Linked DNA regions of Homo sapiens: region 2 is linked to region 1. The links are chromatin loops, found by intact Hi-C in ENCODE. Cell type or tissue: GM12878. All regions are shown on one strand. Region 1 overlaps AUTS2 (activator of transcription and developmental regulator AUTS2). Region 2 overlaps AUTS2 (activator of transcription and developmental regulator AUTS2).

The links. A loop is a pair of places that touch in the nucleus more often than their neighbours do. Peaks named below come from ENCODE experiments on the same cell type or tissue, not always from the same donor. Only the 100,000 strongest peaks of a DNase experiment are listed, where the experiment ranks them.
Region 2: it touches region 1 in a loop (3-fold over the local background); 2 of 110 quality-filtered maps call a loop at or near these places.

What each region holds. Positions count from the first base shown.
Region 1 is chr7:70,762,052-70,767,051 of GRCh38, reverse strand. It overlaps AUTS2 (activator of transcription and developmental regulator AUTS2), which reads right to left. Exons shown (of 19, transcript NM_015570.4): 7 at 3,711-4,182; 8 at 2,047-2,300; 9 at 718-938. Among named protein-coding and RNA genes, the nearest start is that of GALNT17, 370 kb to the left of the region's middle. RefSeq lists a silencer at 2,353-2,402 and enhancers at 2,643-3,012, 4,055-4,766. In GM12878, no CTCF peak of the experiment used is centred here; DNase peaks (open chromatin) are centred at 2,561 and 3,093; H3K4me3 peaks cover 3,030 bases; H3K27ac peaks cover 4,007 bases.
Region 2 is chr7:69,796,841-69,801,840 of GRCh38, reverse strand. The region is part of intron 1 of AUTS2 (activator of transcription and developmental regulator AUTS2); the gene reads right to left. Among named protein-coding and RNA genes, the nearest start is that of AUTS2, 200 kb to the right of the region's middle. In GM12878, a CTCF peak has its summit at 2,585 (motif pointing right); no DNase peak of the experiment used is centred here.

The sequences.
Region 1 (5,000 bases):
GGCACTATGAATTATCGTTATTAACTTAAAAAAAAATTCCTCACTGGTTCTGGACATGTGCTAGCCCCCAGTTAAAGCAAGACCATGTCATGGCCAGTGGTTCCTCTTGCCCCAAGGCAGAGCGTTCTGTCCCTGCGGGGATCCCTGAACACTGGCTGACAGAGCACAATACCAGATTAGGGACTGTCTTATGAAACACAAGAAATATAACACCTCCAACAAAGTGGGTTTAGGGAAGCCATCGGAATGCACAGGTGGCACCCAATGCAGTCCCAGCCTCCTGGCAGAGGTCTCTCTCCCTTCTCTTCTCTCTTCTTCACCCCCATTACCCTGCAAGAATGTATGTGCTAGCACTTGATGCAAAGCACAAGCAGGTGCATTTTCTGCCTGGTGACAGTCCCCCGGGAAGTTCAAGAAAACTAAACAACCCTTTAAGAAGTTAGCCATCAACACTGGACATGACTGTTTTGAGGGCAGATGGAATCATTTCCGCCCGCAGTGCTGGATACAACTGCCTAGAAAGAAGTTCCTACTTTAGGCCCCTGAAGTCAGAGCTGCCTGAGGCAGGGCACTAGGACACATTCCCTTCTCTCCAGCCAACAGCCGTCAGTCCCCATTCGATCTCTGGTGGCCCCGCTGCCCAGCCCGGTCCCACGTGCTGCATAAAGAAAAGAGTCGTGCTCTACTTATCCTCACATTTCTGCCTGGGGTACGCACCATGGGAGGTGCTGGCGTCGGCATGATGGCGGTGGGTGGGATGGCGTGGGGGAACGGCGTGAAGGTGTGCTGGTGCGTGTGCTGGTGGGTGTGCTGGTGCTGGTGCTGGTGCTGATGGAACTCGGTCCGCAGGTAGGGCGGAGGGCCCAGGGAAGCCCCGCGGTCAGCACTCTGAGAGGCCAAAAAACGAGTGTTCAGTTCCTGTCGCAAGATGTCTTGCTCTGGAAGAGAAGAAGAGGGAGACGATGACGCCTTTTCCTTCAGAAAAGGACATCGGACTGCCTTCCTGTGGAGGGGTACGGGGCTGGTGACACAGTGGCAGGGGTGACAGGGTGTGGCTGGGCCCTGAGATAAACGGGGGCAATCAATGAAGCAGACGAGACCAAGGCCCGGTCGCACCCTGTCTCCCTGTTCTCTAGCTGGTCTCCCAGCTTTCAGGGACAGGCAGTCTATCAATCTGGGGAACAAACTCCAGGCCAAATGCCAAAGTCCGATTTCCAGCTGTCACCACTGGCTGAGTGACCCTGGGCATGGCAAATAACCCATCTGAGGGCCAGTTTTCCCATCTCCAAGAGGGGGACAATAATATTGCCTAACTCATGGGTTTGATTTTTGAGGGTTAAAGCAATTTGCACGTTTAAGTGCTTGGGAACAGTGATAGCACACTAATAAATGTCAGCTGTTCACACGGCAGGGCTCGCATGTCCTCTTCAAGTGTCAATTACTGCTATATGGCTCTCTGTATTGGCGGCATAACATGGCTACACTGGACCAAAACTGGGACGCTTGACCTGATTAACACAGGTGAGGAGACAAGGACCCTGTGTCTAACATGAGATCTGCCCTTAAAATTCTGGGATATATTGTCACAAAGAGTGTGTCATCTCCTCCCAAGGAGACAGGAGAAGGCCCTGCCCTGCCCAATGAAAAGAAACCCCTTAAACCAGGACACAATCTAAGATCCTGGAGCGAGACAGACATGGGCTTGGGGACGCTTCCATCGCCCTCAGGGGAGCCCAGACGACACGGGACACACTACCTGGGTCTGACCACTCAGTGGCTGAATTTAGCTGGAAATGCCTCCTAACTCCAAACAAACCCACTCTCTTCGGGCAGTGTCTGATTCACAGGGGCTGAGCTAGCTTAGTATGGGTGCTGACAGGTATTTTTGCTGGACCTCAGGCCAGAGAGCGTTTGAGGAAGATCACAGTAAGGAAGGAAAAAATTGTAGGCAAATGCAACCTTGCAATCGGGACAACATAGGTAGGGTGAGGTCACAGCGAGGGGCGGTGGGGGTCGGGGTCACGAGCACAGGCCCCTCCGTCCTACCTGAGTAAGTGCTCCCGGCCGGGTGTCCGGCCACCTGCAGACTTCCTGATGTCAGTGGTGGTGGAGGAGGCAGAGCAGTGGGAGGGGCAAACATATTGGGGTGATGTGAGTGTGCGGGGGGCTGGAGGGTGGGTGTGAAGCTGTGCAGGGGGCTGTGGTTGGGCAGGGAGAGGGGGAACGGGGAGGCAGAGGGGTGGTGGGAGATGTGAGGTGGGGCGGGCTGAGTCTTCGCTGGAGTGCTGCTTCTGCTGCTGCTATCGGAACAAGAAAAAAAAGAAAAGAAAAAAATAAAAAAAGGTAAGCAATGTATTCTCTTTAAAAGAATCCTACCTCCTTCCCCTAAACCCTCACCACAGTCTCTCTTGCCCCTTCCTCTTTACAGATCCTCCCTGTACGAGCACACTTTCTGAAATCACAACTCCTGCAAACTTTCCCATCGCTACTGCAGACAGAGCAAACCGAAACTGCTGCTTCAGGGCTGTGGGGCATCTTGGTGTCGAGACAGCTCATTCTGCCTAAACCTCAGGGCCTCTCTCGCTCCTGTGGCCAGATTCTCATCAATGCCCCTAGAAAATCCCCAGCCTTCCATCCTCCACTAGCTACATCTCCTATAAAGCAACGGTTAACAAAAAGGAATAAAAAAAGCGATGATCTGAGTTCCCCCCATCTGTCTTGTTACCTCTTAAATGAAGACACACAAAGAAGAGGTGAAACCCAGGTGCCTGGGTTCTCACATCACTTTATGGTCTGGAGGCCACAGAAACGGCCGAGGGGGCAGAAGCCGGGCCCGGCTCCTTGGGGAAGGAGGAAACCTGCCCCCCAAAGACTGTGCTTTCCCCTCTTAGGAAAAAGCAAGGCCCGGAACCACCAAAGCCACCAGGTTTTCAAAAGAAAAACAGTAACAAAGACACACAGCCTCAGGAGCTGTGCCGGGTTAGAATTATAGCCCCCGGGGCACCAGGGCTCGGCTCTACTTGGCGCTGCACACTGGGTTTCTGCCTCTCTTTTCTTTGCTGTGTTCCTCTGTGCTGCTTTTTAGACGCTTCTTTGTAACTTGGCAAAAACAAGACAGAGGAGAGAGCCTGGATTTCCATAAAGAAATTTCTCACTTTCTCTAAATGCAGCTTGTTTTGTTTCTTCCCTACTTCTCTGACCCACATAGGAGGAAGTAAATCAGAATGAAAAAAAAAATCCTTAAGCTGGAATACTCATCAGGTCCCAATCTTCCTGCCTTTGGAGCTGCAGGGAGACGAGTTTTCTTTAACACTTCTTCCATCAGAGGCAGAGAGCCTCTCTTGAAAGGATCTGCTCACACTGCATGGCCTCTGATATGCCCCAGGCTTCGACTCCCTGCCTCCCACTGCTGCTGGGTCTCCCTGGCCCAGGGCTTTCCAAGCCTTCCTCTCCTTCCGCCTCCACTCTCGAGTGCCCATAAATATTTTACTTCTTTACAATGTCCTCACCACCCACCCATCCCAACCTGTCCTTTCCCAAGAGACCCGAGTCTCACCCAACAGCCCCATTCCCTGTCTCTAGTCTCAGAGAAAAGGATGATGTTTCCAACAAGGAAACCTCAGTCTCCCTAGGGATCCCTCCCCGACTCCCACCCACCTGATCCCCAGGGAGAGGGCAAAAGTCAGGCCAAAGAAGAGCAGGCCACTCACCTTAAACTGTTGAGGCTTAAGCTACTGCTGTTGTAGGCTGACAATGGCTGGGAGAGGCTCTGAGCAGAGGGGTGGGCCTGCACAGGTGGGAGGTTCTGATGGAGCAGCTGGGTGGGGGACTGTGGCCTGGGTGGCCTCTGCACCTGAGGCTGCGGGGCAGGCTGGAGCTGGGCCTCAGGAGGGCCCTGTGGTGGCTGTGTACTCAGAGGTGGGGGTTGAGGTGGGGCCTCTGTGCGCTGCACCAAGTCAGGGTCCGGAGAAGGAGCTCGGAGTTGGGGCTCCGTCTGCGGCTGGGGTATTGGCTGTGCGACCTGAGGGCAGGGGTCTTTAAGCACCACAGGCTCAAAGATTGGCTCTTTGCAACAGTCCTGGCTCTTCTCCTGGCTTCTCTCTAGACCCGATATCTTGGGGACAATCGGCCCTGCATCCTGGCTGTCATGTTCTGGTAGCGTGCCAACACCTAACTCCGGATCTGCATGGGAGAGAGCAAAGACAAAACCACAGGCAATGACATGCGAGTGTGGCATAAGGAGGGAAAGGAAACTCCAAGGCTATCACACAACTCCAGCAACAGGACCTGGCACCAACCCTCCTGGCTTGGGTCCTTGTCTCCACCACCTGCGGGGGTATGCGCCCACAGCAAATGGGGTCAATGGTGGACAGAGAAAGATGCAGGAACAGCCTTTGACCATGGGGAGCAATGACCCTGGGGGTGTGGGAAGGGAGAGAAAGGCCAACTGGCCAGAGGAGACTGCATTCAAGAAAGTAGCCTAGCGCCAGGCATAGGGGCTCACACCTGTAATCTCAACACTTTGAGAGGCCGAGTTGGAAGGATTGCTTGAGCCCAGGAGTTCGAGACCAGCCTGGGCAACATAGCAAGACCCTGACTCTACAAAAAAAAAAATTAGCCAGGTGTGGTGGTGTGTACTACAGTCCAAGCTACTCGGGAGGCTGAGGTAGAAGGATCGCTTGAGCCCAGGAGTTCAAGAGCACCCTGGGCAACGTAGCGAGACTCTGTCTCTGTATGAGAAAAAACAGCAGCCTAGACTACATTCTGAAAATGAATGTTTTCCTTAATCTCCAGAAAGTCTTTTATGGCATCACAATTAAGAAACAATAGTTGACAAGTTGATTTTTCCCTTTTAAAACAAATACATTTGTTGAACATACAAAAGAGAAGTGTTTTCTATTGAAATGAGTCAAACATTATTTAACATCACACGGATGTTTTTTCTTGGCCTTCCCTTCCTCCCCACTTTCCATTTTGACCAAAGGGACACACTTGACATT
Region 2 (5,000 bases), 970 kb after region 1:
TACTCTAGATATTAGACGTTTCTTTATTGACATTCCCTTCCACTAAAATGCATGTTCCATTGAGTCAGAGAGATTGTTGTCTGTTTTGTTCACTGTTGTGTCTTGAGCACCTAGAAAAGTGCCTGACATATATCAAACAATCAACAAAACTGTTGAATGAATGAATAAATGAACAAATGCATGTTTGTACTGACACCTGTGGGAAGTTTTGTTTTAAGATAGTACATAATGTAGTAAACACTTCAATGGAGAGTAATGTCTTTTATTATACATACACAAACATATTTATGTATATATACACCACATATATATACCTATATATCTTATATTTATATTCATTTATATACCATATATAGGTATAAATATTTTATATATAGGTATATCTTATTTATATACATACATATATATGTATATATGGTATATCAATAAGACCATCAAGGTAGAGCTTTATTTGCAGAAAGGTTTGCCCAGTTTTAGGTCCATCAGCAGGCACATAAAATGTTTTTAATCGTATCAACTTCCATCTCCTTTCTGTTTATTTTTAATCATTCTTTCTCATAGAACCTAGCAGCTAAATCTAGCCATGTTAATTACCAATGCTGAAATTGGCAACTAGATCCCTGCCAGTCACCCCATTAATTAACATATTGTTTTATTATGCTTTTATTCAGTCAAAAAATGTTTATTGATAACCTGCTATGTCCCATACCTTATGCCTAGCAATGAGGAAATGGTGAGCAAGAATCCTTATCCTAGCAGAACAGACAGTCCAGGGGGATAACAGTAAGTATGAACGAAAAACTGTAGTAAGTTATTCTAGGGGAAATGAGGGGACCATAGAAGCATACAGCAGGAATACCTATTCTAGTTTAGGAAAGGTGAAAGAAGTGTTATTTATGTAGAATTATCTAAAAGATATATAAGAATTAGCCAGGTAAAAAGGTGAGGGGGTAAGAAGTACTCCAGATAGAAGGAATGTAAATAAATGGGAGGGCTTGGAAAGAAAAACACAGCCCTCTTCAGGAACAGTGCAGGGAGGGGCTGGGGAAAAAGGCAAGATCTATTTGACCCTGGAGAGGTGGGCAGGGACCTAGTCACATGTGGCCTTCTGACTCATAGTACTTGTCAAGAGCTTCTATGCCTCCAAGGCTAGCTGCTATCAAGGGAGCAGAGATAAATCAAACTCTGCCAGAATTCTTGACCTTTGGCATACTCACTGCCAGACACTTTCTGAAAGCCAATAAACTATGGCTAGTGGAAAGTGAGCATTTCTTAAAAATATCAAACTGGAGTAAGTACTGTGGGCAGAGGTAACTTCACAATGTCACCCCAATAGTGTGCCAGATGTTAGGGGGGCTTATCATACCAAAGGCAGGAAAAGACACCAAAAAGAAGGACTGCTTTGGACTTCTACAACAGGGATGTATCTGTTGATCCCAGAAATAATCATAGGTATTACCCATTTCTACCAGCTCAACCGCTTCCCCTGCTTTCCCTGCTGTCCTAATTTCTAGTCATTCTGCCTTGATTTTTTTGTTTAACCTTAATTATCACATGTTCTCAACTAGCCTGCACTCTTGCTACATGGAGATTTGAGTAGGGGCTTTCCTAAAGCTGATCCTGGAACAGATAACCCTGATACCCACAAGGCAGCTGGGAATACATTGACCTGGAGTGAATAGTCAGAAACAAATTTCCTGTTACATATTTATCTGACTTACACTGGTTTGATTCGAATGTTTCAGAGAGTATATGCTTAATAACCAAGATACTGATCTATCCTTACATACATAAGGTTACTGACACATGAGTTATTACAAATAATAACCCTTAAATCTATTTTGGTAAATGCTGATTATCAGCTAGTTCTTCATTATCTTTAGATTTTAAGAATGAAAAATAATGTCATTTATAGGGAATTTTTTAGATAGTAGGAACTGCCCAGGTAAAAAGGTGAGGGGGTTGGGCATACTCCAGACAAAAGGAACACACACAAATGGGAAAAGCTCAGAAATAAAAACACAGCCCCTCAAGGAACAGCACCAGGAGGGGGCGGGGAGAGCTTAGATTTCTAATGAGGAAAAAAAGACTGAGGCACAATAGCAAATATTTGGATTTACAAATCAAAAAACCACATAGAGAATGCCAAGGAGTTTTAAGAAATTCCATGTATGATTATGCAGGTTATAGTCCCTCATATGTAACTCAAATGAAAACTGCCCATCTGATTTTCCAGAGTGCTAACTGTATCACTGTAGATTTAACAGTAACAGCTGAGCAATTTCTGAGATGTCAGTGTAAGAAGTCCCATGCTCATGAACCCATGAATGACACTTCCCTGCCTGTCTAAAATACCGGTTCCCCAAACTCGCTGGACCTCAGAGGCACCTGGAGACTTGCCTCTGGTTTAAAATGGAGACTTTGCTGGGCATTGTGACTGTGGTCCCAGATACTCAGAAGGTAGAGGTGGGAGGACTCTGAGCTGAGGAGTTCAAAACCAGCCTGGGCAACAGACCCCATGTCTATTGGTAAAAACATAAAAATGAAGACAACGTAGACTCCCAGGTTCCACCAGGAGGCATTCTCATTCAGTGAATCTGGGTTGAGATACCAAAATTCGTATTTTTAATAAGTGCCACAGGAGATTCTAAAGCTGGTGGTACAGACTTAACTCCACCACTTTCTGGATCAGTGGTCCTCAAAACAAGTTCACCCTGGATCCAGGGAAGGCATAAACTGATCCACTGTGATTGAGGAAAAAAAAAATACCATACTTACATATAATTTTTTTCTCTCTAGCCTTATTGAGGGGTGTGTATGTGTGTACTTATATACACACTTTTTTTTTTTTAGACTAGGTTTCGCTCTGTTGCCCAGGCTGGAATGCAGTGGTGCCATTAAAGCTCACTGCAGCCTCGAACTCCTGAGCTCAAGCAGTCCAACCACCTCAGCCTCCCAAGTAGCTGGGACTACAGGCGTGCACCATCACACCCAGCTAAAATTTTAATTTTTTGTAGAGATAGGATCCCACTATGTTGTCCAGGCTGATCTCAAACTTCTGGCCACAAGCAGTCCTCCCACCTTGGCCTTCCAAAGTGCAAGGATTACAGGAGTGAGTCACCACACCCAGCTATTTTTAATTGTTCGGGCAACTTCCGTACTAATTTCCGTAATACCAATAATAATTTATATCCCCACTAATGGTGCACAAGACTTCCCTTTTCTCCACATTTTTAACTTACATATATTTTATAACTTCATTTATGAGTACAGTATGTAAACATATGGACAATGCATAATCAAATTCTCTTTCTAGAAAAGATACATAACAAAAAAAAATTAGGGGCCACAGTTAGGAGTACTTTTGCCTAGAAATAAAACTGAATACTCCAGCATCCCAGGGGAAAGGAAAGGCATATGGAACTGAAAGAATAATACCCTGAAGAGGGGGTAATGCAACGTTTACCGAACGCACTGAAGGGAAAGGCAAATCGCAAGGAGAGCCCCAGTCATGTCCCAACCTTAGAGAAAATCACTTGGGGTATCATCTTTCTCATGTGTAAAATGAGTAAAGGGGTGATCCACATGTTCTCTTACGTTCCTCCCAGCACAAACACACTACAGTTTATAAAGCACTGATGAAGAGGAACCATGAGTGAGGTAATGAAGGGTGGTACATGCTATTCCTCACAAGCTCGAAATAGATCAACAAAGTCTGGAAAATGCCTGTCACGCAGACAGAAGCCCATCACTAGAATCATAAAACATTAACGCTTTGATAGCTTCAGGACCCCCACATTTCATGGATTAAAAAAAAAAGCTCACAGTGGAGACTTGTTCTGACCAAGAAGTCCCAGGTGCCCAGTAGCATAGCCAAGTTACCTGATCCCCAGAGTGTGATGCTCTCACTATACAAGTCTCCTTCCTTTCGAAAGTAAAGAGACTTTCTAAGATGCCAGAGGCCCAGCATTCTGAAGATAAAAAATAAGGTCCATTCATTGTTCTCAAATATGATTTATGTTTGTAACCTTTACAAGAAGGAAAAAAAATGTTTTGGGATTTGTTTTACCTCCCTGTTTCTTTTTTTAAAATCTGAGAAACTGGTGAAGACATAACCTTATAGTGTTAGAAAAGAAAATTTAAGAGCATCTTAAATAAGGAAGCCCATTGTGGCTCTCAGTGAGGCTGCCAAGAGCCCACATGAGAGCAGAGGTCTTCTGGAACACCACAAATTCCCAGTGGCCTCCAAGCGCAGGCTCTTCCTTTCTATTCACAAGACCCAGAGACAGGCAAGGTCAATTTCCCTTCTCATTTTCCTGCATATCTAAAACTCTCTTTAATGTGAATTTAAAAGGACAAAAATGGAGTTAAGAGCTTCACGTACCTGTGAAGGGGAACCACTGCCTTCCTTGCAGCCCCAGAAATACTGAGTGGGCACTGGAAAAGCACAGCAGCCCAAGATCAGATTCGGGATCTGCACATAATCCTGGACTGAGAGCAGCTCCTCAAGTCTATTGAATCTTAACTCTATGGCTTGGGGAGCTGAAAACGGAACATGTCCCCCCAGGTAATACTCAAGCACAAAGCAGTTTGAGAATCACTGATTTCCAGACAAGAAGGCAGGGGTATCTGGGCTCTGCGTAATACTACCCACCTGCAAAAGTCCCCAGGTCTCCAAATATCTTCCCCAAGAGGTTACATTCTGGAGGTGCAGGTAGAGACCAATGTCCCAAAAGTTGAAGTTTAGCCACTCTTCATTTAAAGTGGAAAAAAAGGAGTAAAATAAATTACTACCCACTATACTAGGCCCTTTACACTTACGATTCCATTGCATCCTCACGACGAAAATCTTCCACATTCAGATGGAGCCTAGTTAATTCAAAACTCCTGGTGCAAACTGAACCCAAGCTAGACCACTTTAATCTCAAACAACACTCTGATAATCAGGGCAAATAGCACAAATCAGATTACAAAGAAATAATCACAATTTTTAAAATTCC